2 separate regions of the Homo sapiens genome follow, and region 1 is linked to region 2. The links are chromatin loops, found by intact Hi-C in ENCODE. Cell type or tissue: prostate gland. All regions are shown on one strand. Each heading gives the region's core, and the rest is flanking DNA. Links, peaks and the distances in the headings are about the cores only. Region 1 has its middle 29 kb from the start of LINC01814. Region 2 has its middle 82 kb from the start of LINC01814.

The links. A loop is a pair of places that touch in the nucleus more often than their neighbours do. Peaks named below come from ENCODE experiments on the same cell type or tissue, not always from the same donor. Only the 100,000 strongest peaks of a DNase experiment are listed, where the experiment ranks them.
Region 1: a loop joins it to region 2, with 9 times the contacts of the local background. A loop is called at or near these places in 5 of 110 quality-filtered maps.

The regions. Positions count from the first base shown.
Region 1 is chr2:8,552,379-8,557,761 of GRCh38, reverse strand. No RefSeq gene overlaps it. Among named protein-coding and RNA genes, the nearest start is that of LINC01814, 29 kb to the left of the region's middle. In prostate gland, for the core only: no CTCF peak of the experiment used is centred there; no DNase peak of the experiment used is centred there.
Region 2 is chr2:8,499,164-8,504,546 of GRCh38, reverse strand. No RefSeq gene overlaps it. Among named protein-coding and RNA genes, the nearest start is that of LINC01814, 82 kb to the left of the region's middle. In prostate gland, for the core only: no CTCF peak of the experiment used is centred there; DNase peaks (open chromatin) are centred at 2,076 and 3,786; H3K27ac peaks cover 1,976 bases.

The sequences.
Region 1 (5,383 bases), core at 314-5,313, 53 kb before region 2:
GGTTTGGAGAGCTGAATCCTCTGGTTTCCCTATTCTGTTTGGGGAAGTGTACCTGGCAGACCTCTTCGGCTGCCTAGTGAGTGTGGAATCAGAGCCAGAGAGCAGGTGATTTGGTTTGAATGCTTACTAACTTCAGGCACTGGTGCACTTATCTCCTATCTCCATAGTGAGGTGAGCCTGCCACTGAGACTGGAGAATTACAATTCATCCTCAGACAGATCTGATTTTCTTCTAGATTCCTATGGGTTTCCATGGGTGTCCTTTTCCCATTCTAAACAAAAGAGTTTCTACTTATTTATGCTAATTTCAGAGGGGCTGCCTTTACTTTCTTCATATTTCACATTTATCTGTAGACAGTCTGGTCCTAGGTAAATGGTGTTTCCTGTACAATTGTTCCAGCTTCTCAGCACCCCGTGAAGGACTCTTTGGGGTTTCATTGAATTCATGTCTACTTATTGGTAGCTTTTCCTTTTCTGGGGATTGGTTTTTGGTTTCCCCGCCCACCCCCCTTTTTTTTCCCCTAGCATCTCATATGCTGCTCAGTCTGTAGGAAGGCACTACAAAAGGCCTTAGCTGGAGATTTTGCTGTTCTGCTCTAGAAAGGGGCTGTGACACCAGCATGAGTGATTTTAGGGTGCAAATTCGCAGGTCCTGGAACTGATGTACTTTTAGGCTCATTTTTTTTAACATGAAAATATGAAATTTTAAATACAAAATTAGGTATAAAATGAATATCTATTTAGAAAGGGCCTAGGTCAGTGAGGGGCCCGAAGCTTAGCTTCCTGAAGTACAGAGAAACTTGGCTGCTGGCAAGGTGGGGTGGGTTTGGGCTCCGGAGGACCCAGGATTATGGATCATGGACTCTCACAAAGAAGACTTAAAAGGTTCTTATGCCTAAACTTAAAAGTCTCTAATTGATAACACTTACACAGATAATTCATGCACATGCTCTCATACATATAAATGAAGAAACAATGCAGAAGAGCATAGAGCGAAAGGGGAAATGCTCTTCTAATCATGATCGCCCGACCTGCTTTCTCCCATAAATAATCCCTATGAACAATTCAGGGTGTCTCTCCCAGGCATTTTTCTTAACCTCTAAATATGTATGTGTACATTTGCCTCATTATTTTAAAATGATGCACAATAATCTATAATATGTCTGCTCGAAGTTTATTTGGACAAACACTTACTGATAAGTATTCAGGTTTATTTCAGTCGGTTGCTTTTACATGGCGGCAGTTACCATCGTTTTACCTACATTTTTCTGCACATATGGGCATATGGGGATATTTCCATGACATAGACAACTGGAAATTTCTCACTAGGTAAAAAAGTGTGAAGATTAAAATTTTGATAGATTTAATGTTGTCCTTTGAAAAGACTACCATAATTTACACTCCTATCAATCATATAATAGTACATCTTTTATATGTTCCTATCGGTATAACTTTTCAGCAATATAATGGGTAAAATATATTTTTGGGTTTTTTGAATTTTTTTTGATATGGATGTGCTTCATTGCTAATAAAGTTTGACATCTTTTTTTATATGATTACTGTTTTATTTATATATCTTCTCTGTGAATTATCTGCTGATATTCATTGCTTTATTTTCTTTTGAATTGTTGGTCCTTTAGAATGTGTCGGTGCTCTTCCATACTGTAGATGTTATCCATGCTGTGTATCCTTTCTGCCTTTCTGCAAGTTAGCTTTAAACTTTGTTTATGGTGCCTTTGGTCATAACATTTTTATATTTATGTGACCAAACTTGTCAATCTTTTTCTTATTTCATCTGGGTTTTTTTTTTTTTTTGCTGGTGAAGGGAGAGTAACACTTATGAAGCACTTTTCCATCCCTAGATTTAAAAAATGCTTCTTATATATTTATTTCAATAATTTTATAATAAAATTTCATGAATCCATTTAAAATTTATTTTTAAATATTTTAAAATTATAATTTAAAATATTTACAATAATATTTTAAAATTATTTAAAATATTTTATACTTTATACTGTTTATATATTGTATAATATTTATTATAATTTAAATTATTTTAAAAATAATTTCTAAGTCTTTCTATCACTTTTTGAAAGGTTGGTATTTTTTCAGTGATTAGAAACATTTACTGTTCTGGTTATCTATTGCTGCAGAACATATACCGCTAGACTTAGTGGCACAGAACAATCACAACTTGATTCTGCTCGTGAACTCTGAAGTCTGGGAATTTAGGCAGAATGGGGATTATCTGGCTCTGCTCTACCATGTCTGGGGCCTCAGCTAGGAAGACTTGAGTGGCTGGGGTGGTGTGAACAGTGGGGGACTGGGATCATCTAAGGGTTTTTCACTGACGTGTTTGGGTACCTGGGCTGGGATGACTCAAAAGTTGGGCTCAGCTGGGAACAGTCCTTGGAGTGCCTAACTTGGCATCTATATGGCTTGGGCTTCCTCACAGTATGGAGGCCTCAGGGTGGTCTGAATTGTTCATGAAAGCTTAGGACACCAAGAGCTAGTGTTGCAACAGAACAGGGAAGAACCTGCATGGCCTTTTGTGACCTCACCATGGAAGTCAGACATGTCACTTCCATTGGTGGACGGTCACATGTCCACCCAGATTCAAACAGAGGGGACATAAACCTCACTTCTCAATGGGAGAAATGTCAAATAATTTGTGGATATGTTTTAAAGCTGCTTCAGCCTCCCTTATCACATATTAAATTTCCATTTATAATGGATCTGTTTCTAGACTCTAACATGTCCCAGTGGTCTATTTGTTTAACCCCGCTCCAACATCACCTGCCATCCTACAGACTTTTCTTCTCGGTTATGACAATATTTTAAAATTTCTAAAATAAAACTTTGGTTAGAAAGTAATATTACCTGTAAGCAATGATTTTTTTTGTGTGTCCATTGGGGGTTCATGGAGTTTTTAGGGTGGGTACACATGATATTATGCGCTGACATCTTGTAATTATATCTCTACTTCTTAGAGGAGAATTTCAGCACCTGTTGAGTTCATCTACCTCACCCCTGACCATTTTATAGGGCAAAGAAGCCCATGCAAAGACATTAAGTGGTTTGGCCATGGTCCCTAGCATGTTGGAGGCAGGGCTGGCCCCGGAACCCAGGTCTCCTGACTGCAGCATGGTGCCCTGCCTATCAGGCTGGCTGGATTCTTCACACCCCAGCCTTCGTTGGTTACATTGTGCTCACTATTGATGGTTGCCTGTGGCCGTTGACAAGGGTTTTGGTTACCTGTATGTATGATGCTGACAGTAAACTGTGGAGCAAACGCGCCTCCTGCACGGTGAGACAGCCCCCAGGTAGAAACGGCGTCTTGGCTGGTGCCCCACACTGCACGGTTACTTCAACCTTCATGCACTGAGCACTGCACCAACTGCCAGAAGAATGTATTGGCCATTTTCATCATTTCTACACTGGATGCTGGGTTTGGGATTTAGAGATCAGCTGTGGAGTAGGCTGACCTCTTACCAATGCCCTGGGAAAATGCGGTTCAAATTAATCGTCATTCCCTGGGCTGTTGGGAGCTGCTTGCAGGGAATATCTCCCTGGAGGTCTCTTTTTTGCTTTGCCCTGAACTTTAAGACCCTCAGAACTTTCTGTAAGAGGCTGGCCTTTTAGAGCTGAGAGGGACTTCTGTAACCTAAACTAGGTTAACCAGACTTGGATATTTGGCAGACATTTTCTTGAAAATAAATGAAGTAAGCCTGTGGCTTCAGGAAAAATAACTGATAGTATCTGTTGCCATACAATTAGACCTTTCGTGTGAAAATTAAAATTTTAGAAAACTTGTATCCATTGCTGTGAGCTTGATAGCTTCCTAACACCTCCGGACTTTTCTGATGGAATTCATGATCATATTAATGCACTGGCTGTGTAATGAAATGTGTTGACGTTTGATAGATCACACGTCAGTGAATCAATATTTGCCAAATGACCAATACATTTATTGCAAAATCATGAGTGGGTAAACAAATGATCTATTCAAAGTGCAGGATAGCTAATAGATTTTAATGTAGTCATATAAAAAAAATAGGTGAGATGGGTTCTCATTCAACAGTGCAGCTAACCTATGAGAAACTATCATGATTTGAATTTTGGTATAGTATGGAAGAGGAATAGCCACAATTGTCTGAAAAGTCTATTACAGACATGTCCCTCTTTTCTAGCTACATATTTGTTTCGGGCTGAATTTTCTTCACATGCCTCAGCTAAAGTGATCTAATGGCCCAGGCTGAGGGCAGAAGCAGATCTGACAACCTGGCTGTTTTCTAAGTCAGACACCCAGGAGCTTTGAACAGGCATAAATTATTGCCATTCTTCTCACTGATATTTTTGTTTTGAAAAGTATAGTGGCTGGGGCACGGTGGCTCACGCTTGTAATCCCAGCACTTTGGGAGGCCGAGGCAGATGGATTACTTGAGGTCAGTAGTTCGAGACCAGCCTGGCCAACATGATGAAACCCTGTCTTTACTAAAAACACAAAAATTAGCTGGGCATGGTTGTGGGCGCCTGTAACCCCAGCTACTGGAGAGGCTGAGGCAGGAGAATCGCTTGAAACCGTGAGGCAGAGGTTGCAGTGAGCTGACATTGGGCCACTGCCACTCCAGCCTGGGTGACAGAGCAAGACTCTGTCTCAAAAAAAAAAAAAAAAAAAAAAAAAGAAAGAAAGAAAATGTAGTTATTTTTCTTAAAATATGAAATTTATGTTTACATGTCATGAATTATTGTTATTTTTGATACAAGTTGATACATATTTTAAAATTTTCTCAGTTTTAATTTGTAAAACAGCAAATGCCATCAAATCTAAACTCACATGAACAAAAGCTTTTGAGGATGCTGAATAATTTTTAAGAGGGCAAAGTGGTCCTGAGGCCAAAAAATCTGAGAGAGGCTGCTTTTCAGAAAAACCTACCTTAGTTTAAACAGTTAAGAGACCTCTGCACAGGCACCTGGTTGGTGAGGCCTATGCCAGGTGCAAGGGCGGCCCCCCGGCTGTTACCTGTGAGCTTTCACCAGGTCTGACTTCTGCCTTTTAGGCAAATGACCTGGATCCTGTGGGGCATGACTCGGAGACCACTGGGCATGTCTCCTCTTCGGCGTGCTATTTAAAAGCAAATGAAATGGTACCAGCGTGTATTTCTGAACGAGTGTGAAAAGAGAACGTCAGAATAGAAAGTTCAACGGTAACTGTGCAATGAGTAATGTGGGTGTTCTCTAATGGGGACCAGGAAAAGGGAAACTTGTCGGGAAGACGGGGTGTATGCTGATGTCAGGAGGTCTTGTGTGAGGCTGCTGAGGCCCTCCCAGATCTGCTTCACATCCGCTTCTCACATCTGCATCTGAGGCCCCGCTGTCTCACC
Region 2 (5,383 bases), core at 163-5,162:
GTTGACTTGGAGTTGAACAAATGAGATTGGGTCCTGAGAGGTTTCTGGGGCCTGAGGACTTGGAACTGGTGTTTGTCTATCCAGGAGCCACCTCCGTTAGCCCTTTTCCTTACTACCTCTAACCCCTCTCGGGTGCCTTGCATGGGAGGCTGGTGGGTTCGTCTGCCCTACAAAGCTCCACATCCCTGACAGGTTTTGCCCTGTGAGCAGGTAAGTGTGGTAGAAGGAGAGCAGAGTGGCTTATGAAGTAGTTGCATTAGTCAGGGTTCTCTAGAGAGACAGGACTTATAGGACAGATGTATATATAAAAGGGAGTTTATTAAGGAGAATCGACTCACACGGTTAGAAGGTGAAGTCCCACAATAGGCCATCGGCTAGCCCAGGAGCAAGGAAGCAGTCCGAGTCCCAACATCTCAAAAGTAGGGAAGCCAACAGTGCAGCCTTCAGTCTGTGTCCGAAGGCCCGAGAGCCCCTGGCAAGCCACTGGTGGAAGTCCAAGAGTCCAAAAACTGAAGAACTTGGAGTCCAATGTTCGAGGGCAGGAAGCATCCAGCACAGGAGAAAGATGGAGGCTGGAAGACTCAGCCAGTCTCGTCCTTCCATGTTCCTCTGCCTGCTTTATCCTAGCCGCACTGGCAGCTGATTAGCTGGTGCCCAGACTGAGGGTGGGTCTGCCTCTCCCAGTCCACTGACTCAAATGTTAATCTCCTTTGGCAGCACCCACACAGACACACCCAGGACCAATGCTTTGCATCCTTCAATCCAATCAAGTTGACACTCACCATTAACCATCACAGTAGTGTTGAAAGAGAAAAGAGAAAAATTGGCAATGATCTTCTCATATTCGGAAACCAGTAAAATGGGAATGGGAATAAGTGTTATTCACGGTCCTTATTGGTGGAGCTAGCAGGCACTGGAGGCATGTCTGGTCCAGCCTGTGCCTTATTACAGATGGAAATGGGGGGAAGGGGGGCAGAGAGAAAAAGCGCCTTGCCCCAGGCAGAGCTGAATCCACACACTCCTCTCCTGACCTCCACTCCCCTGATATTTTTCCCTAGATCATCCTTATTTGAGAAATAGGAAAGGGAGAGAAAAAAGATTCTCTTCAGATTCAGAAATGCCTAATGCGTAGCAAACAATGCTTTTAAGCCCTGAAGGACTTCTGCAGCTGAAATTGCTTCTGTTTGTTTGGGTTCATGCTGCCTTTGCTCATTCCTCTCTGTCTGGAGGAGCTCTTAGACACAGCTCAACATTATCATCCACCTATTGTGTGAAAATGACGGCGAAGGTCAGAGAGTAACGCAGCAGGCTTATCTCAACTCATCTGAAAATTACCCTCATCACCGGCATTGTTGATGTTCCACCATGGATGCAGTGCCAACTCCACCCACACTTTCTTTAGGTTGCCCAGGTGAGGAGCGCAGAGGAGGGGAAGCAGGGCTGGCAGTGCATCATGCCTTCCACAAGATGCTGGGCGTGGAAGGTCAGTTGCCTCCCCGGCCCACGTGTGCTGAGAACTTCCTAGACCTGGCAGCCCCTGCCATGATCTTTCCATGGCAGTGCCTTCCTAGAGAGGGAGTGTTCCTAAGGGACTTGCTCTGGGGTCTTTCTCGGAAGGGAGACGCAGCCACTGCCAGGCCATGTGGATGTGGCTTAACAGATCCTTGGACATCATTGTCATCACCATCAAACACCCCAGCATTACTCTTCAGAGACAGTCTGATACATGGGCTTAATGACACTTGTCAAGTGGAAGTAAGAAAAGAAGGATTGGACTAGGGCAGCTGCCGAAGGTGGCCTGGGTTCAACCAAGTTCAACAAATAATAACCTTCACTAATAGGGCACCCACTGTGCACACCACGTCTGTCCATACCCTCTGTGGGGGAGTTCATCCCACAAGATGAATGCAGAGGGGCTTGAGGACTGGAGGGCCCACGGTTTTGCAGCCAGGAAGGGGCTGAGCTGGGATCATTCACTCTGTGTCGTGCAAAGCTGAGGCCTCTTCAGATGGCCACACTGCCCCCACTGGGGTCGTTTGCTGAATTCCCATGACCTGGCGGGCACTGGGCCAGCTAACAGGGACTTGCAAAGATTCTCAGCCTGGCATCTGGAATCTGTCCAAGAGCCTTGGGTGTGGACAGTAGAAACCCTGTCTCTACTAAAAATACAAAATTAGCTGGGCATGGTGGTGCATGCCTGTAATCCCAGATACTCCGGAGGCTAAGGGAGGAGAATCGCTTGAACCCGGGAGATGGAGGTTGCAGTGAGCTGAGATCAAGCCATTGCATTCCAGCCTGGGCAACAAGAGTGAAACTCCATCTAAAAAAAAGAAGAATGAATGAAAATAAAGTCTTATTTTTAAAAAGCAACACTTGTTCATTGCTGAAAGGTTAAAAATGCAAAAGAACAAAAAGAGAAGAAAAAGCAACCACCTGTATTTTCACAACCAGAAATTAACTACCGTTACTTTTTGGTAGATTTTGTTTTGGTCTGTTTTTCCCTACTGATTAGTTTTCTCACAGAGTTGTAATTACCCATTGATTGTAGGCTTCAGTAGATAGAGTCTAAGTTTTTTTTTTTCATTTTCCATTTTATCCTTAATACCTGTAGAGTGCATTTGGTATGCAGATGGTGCTCAATAAATGGTTTTAAATAAATTTGTAGAATAATAATATATATTTGAATAATAGTATACATCCAGGTTTGCAGCCTCCTGTCCTCATTTAAAGTTTTAATCTATTTTCCCACATTTTTACTGTATTTTTCTAAATAGCGTCTTTTAAATAAATGCATAGTTTAATGTACATATTTTAATGTACTTGCCACTTTCCTGTTGTTGAATATTTTAGACAATTTGCAAGTTTTTAGAATATAGTATATTCTCAATAAGTAATAAAGCAATGAACATCTTTGTGTAGAAAGGTTTTTTTCCCCATATTCTGGGGTATTTCATTTGGATGGCTTCCCAGAAGGTACTTAACAGGTCAAAGTACTGAACATATTTACTTCAAGTCCTTTGGCTATACATGGCTATAAGCGCCTTTTCAAAGTGTGTGCCGACTTATATTCTCATCAGCAGGATGAGTGAGTGGCTCAGGCAGGCAGAATGTGAGGTCTGGAATCCAAAGGCCTGGACTGATGTCCTGGCGCTGTCAGCCCCTTACAGGTGCTGTTGGGTAAGCTGCTTAAGTTCCCTGGGCCTCCGTTTCCCCTTATGTAAAGTGGAAGTGATGGCAATAGCTCACAGGACTGTGGTGAGAATCACATGAGCAAGAGTTGTGACAGTGCGTCTCGGACTGTCAGACTCTGAAGTGTGGGTTCTCTGGTGAAATGACTTACTATCCGGTAGGCATCAAGCCTGCAGCACCCCAGGACTCAAGAGGTATAGACCCCTGGCAGCCAGGGGCACAGCACCCAGAGACTCAGGGTTACAACACTTGGGACTCAGGTGTACAGTATCCTGGGGTTCAGTTGTGAACTGCCTTTGCTACCCGTGGCTGAAGTGTGCATTATCATCTGTACTACCTGGGGCTCAGGTGTGCGTCACCTGCATTACCTGGGGCTCAGGTGTGCGTCACCTGCATTACCTGGCACTCAGGTGTGTACTACCTGCGGCTCAGGTTCTCAGTACCTGGGACTTAGGAGTTTAGTCCTAAGAATCCCATGTTTTGATGTTCCTGCCCACCTCCTCTAGCCTGCTGAAATTTGAGCTACAGCTGCTCACATTCAAAAAACTGGAACTGTCTTCCAGTTCTAGTGACTCAGGTCAAGGTTTGCTCAACAGCCTGAGTACACAGGCTCGCTGTTCTGTTACTCGTGGCTTCTAACAAACTGTTTGCCAAAGGATTATGTCAAGAAACACTTGGAAGTGAGAGGTAATTTCTTTCTCTGGTTAAATACACTAGGTCAGAACTATCCTAACAAGTCTCTTCCCTCAGTTGTAGAGGAAAAGAAGGGTACGCAGGTGGTGAATTGCAGCGCTTGGTTGGCAAGGACTCAGCAACAGACAGGAACAAGACGAGCAGAGATCACAGGCAGAAAGGCGATCCACCTTCTAGGAACCTCTATTTCATTTCACCCTCCCTCCTTCCCTCCTTGCCTTCCCTCCCTGTGTTCTTTCACTCATTTATCCAGCATCTACATTGGTTAGAATACGTGGATTAGAAAATGCAACTCCTGCTCTTAGGGCCTTCTAGGCCTAGGAGGGGACATCAGAGTGAGGGAGTGGTGATGATGTAGTTGTGTGAGGGCTGGGACAGAGGGTGCTGGGCGCTAGGGAGCACAGAGACAGCCAGCCCCAGCTTCTCTTAAAGGTTCGGGGCACATGGGGGCCACATTTAAGGGATGTGCTGAGCAAAGGACAGTAGCATGGGATCCCTGTTTGTGTCAGGGGCCTTCCCACAATGAACTAATTGGGAGGGAGGTGAGGCCTGGCTCCTGAAGCTGTCACATGGCAGCAGCGGGATCTGAGGAGTACAGAGGGCTGGTGCCTTGGGGAAACCAGAAGCCAGCTGGCCCAAGGGCATCAAGTTCTACTTCTGGAGGCTGAGGCCAGCCATGAGCCCCGAGGCTCAAGAAGACCCCTCTGGCAGCTCACAGGTCCGAAGGGGATTGCAGAGGTTCTTTTATGGCTATGCAGAGACTGTGAAGCGCTTGTTAATTTCCCGAAGGAAACTGCGTGGCTGCTCCTGTGTGTTCTCCTCCCCTCTCACCTGGCTCATGTGATAGGAACAATGCTTTCCCAAGGCAGCGTGTGATGTGACCGGGGCCCCTTCCAGCATAAGAAGGGCTGCCTCACTGGGGTCTGTGCTGTCAAGCGCAGGACGCCAGTTGGCTTTCCTCTCTCCTGTTCTTTTGGCTTTCCACTTCACACTCCACACAAATGTGTAGGCAGCAGAGATCGCACGAGTATCAACAGAAAAGAGCATCAATAGCTACAGTATATTGATCACTTACTATGTGCCATGCACTGGGCTTGCAGGATGACATTTAGTTCCTAGGAGCAGCCCACAAATTAGCGATCATGACTTGCCATTTTACAGATGAGGATCCCAAGCCTGAAGGTATTAGGTGACTTGCACACAGCTGGCAAAATGCAGAGCTGGAATCTGCTTCAGGTGATCCAATTCTAGGACACACACTATCAACCACTTCTCTATACTCCTCTCAGTGGAAGGAGAAGGCACGGTGATATATAATTTGTCAAACGGGCCAAGCAACCTTGTTGAAAACATGGACATCCTATGGTGAGGTGAATGAGGCCCCAGTATGTCTCTGGGTGGGGCTGACACTCTACATGTCAGTAGATAAAATTATGGTAAATATTGTGGAATTTAAGAAAACCAGGAAGTTAAAAGTGGAAGTAAACTAAATAGAAGTGGG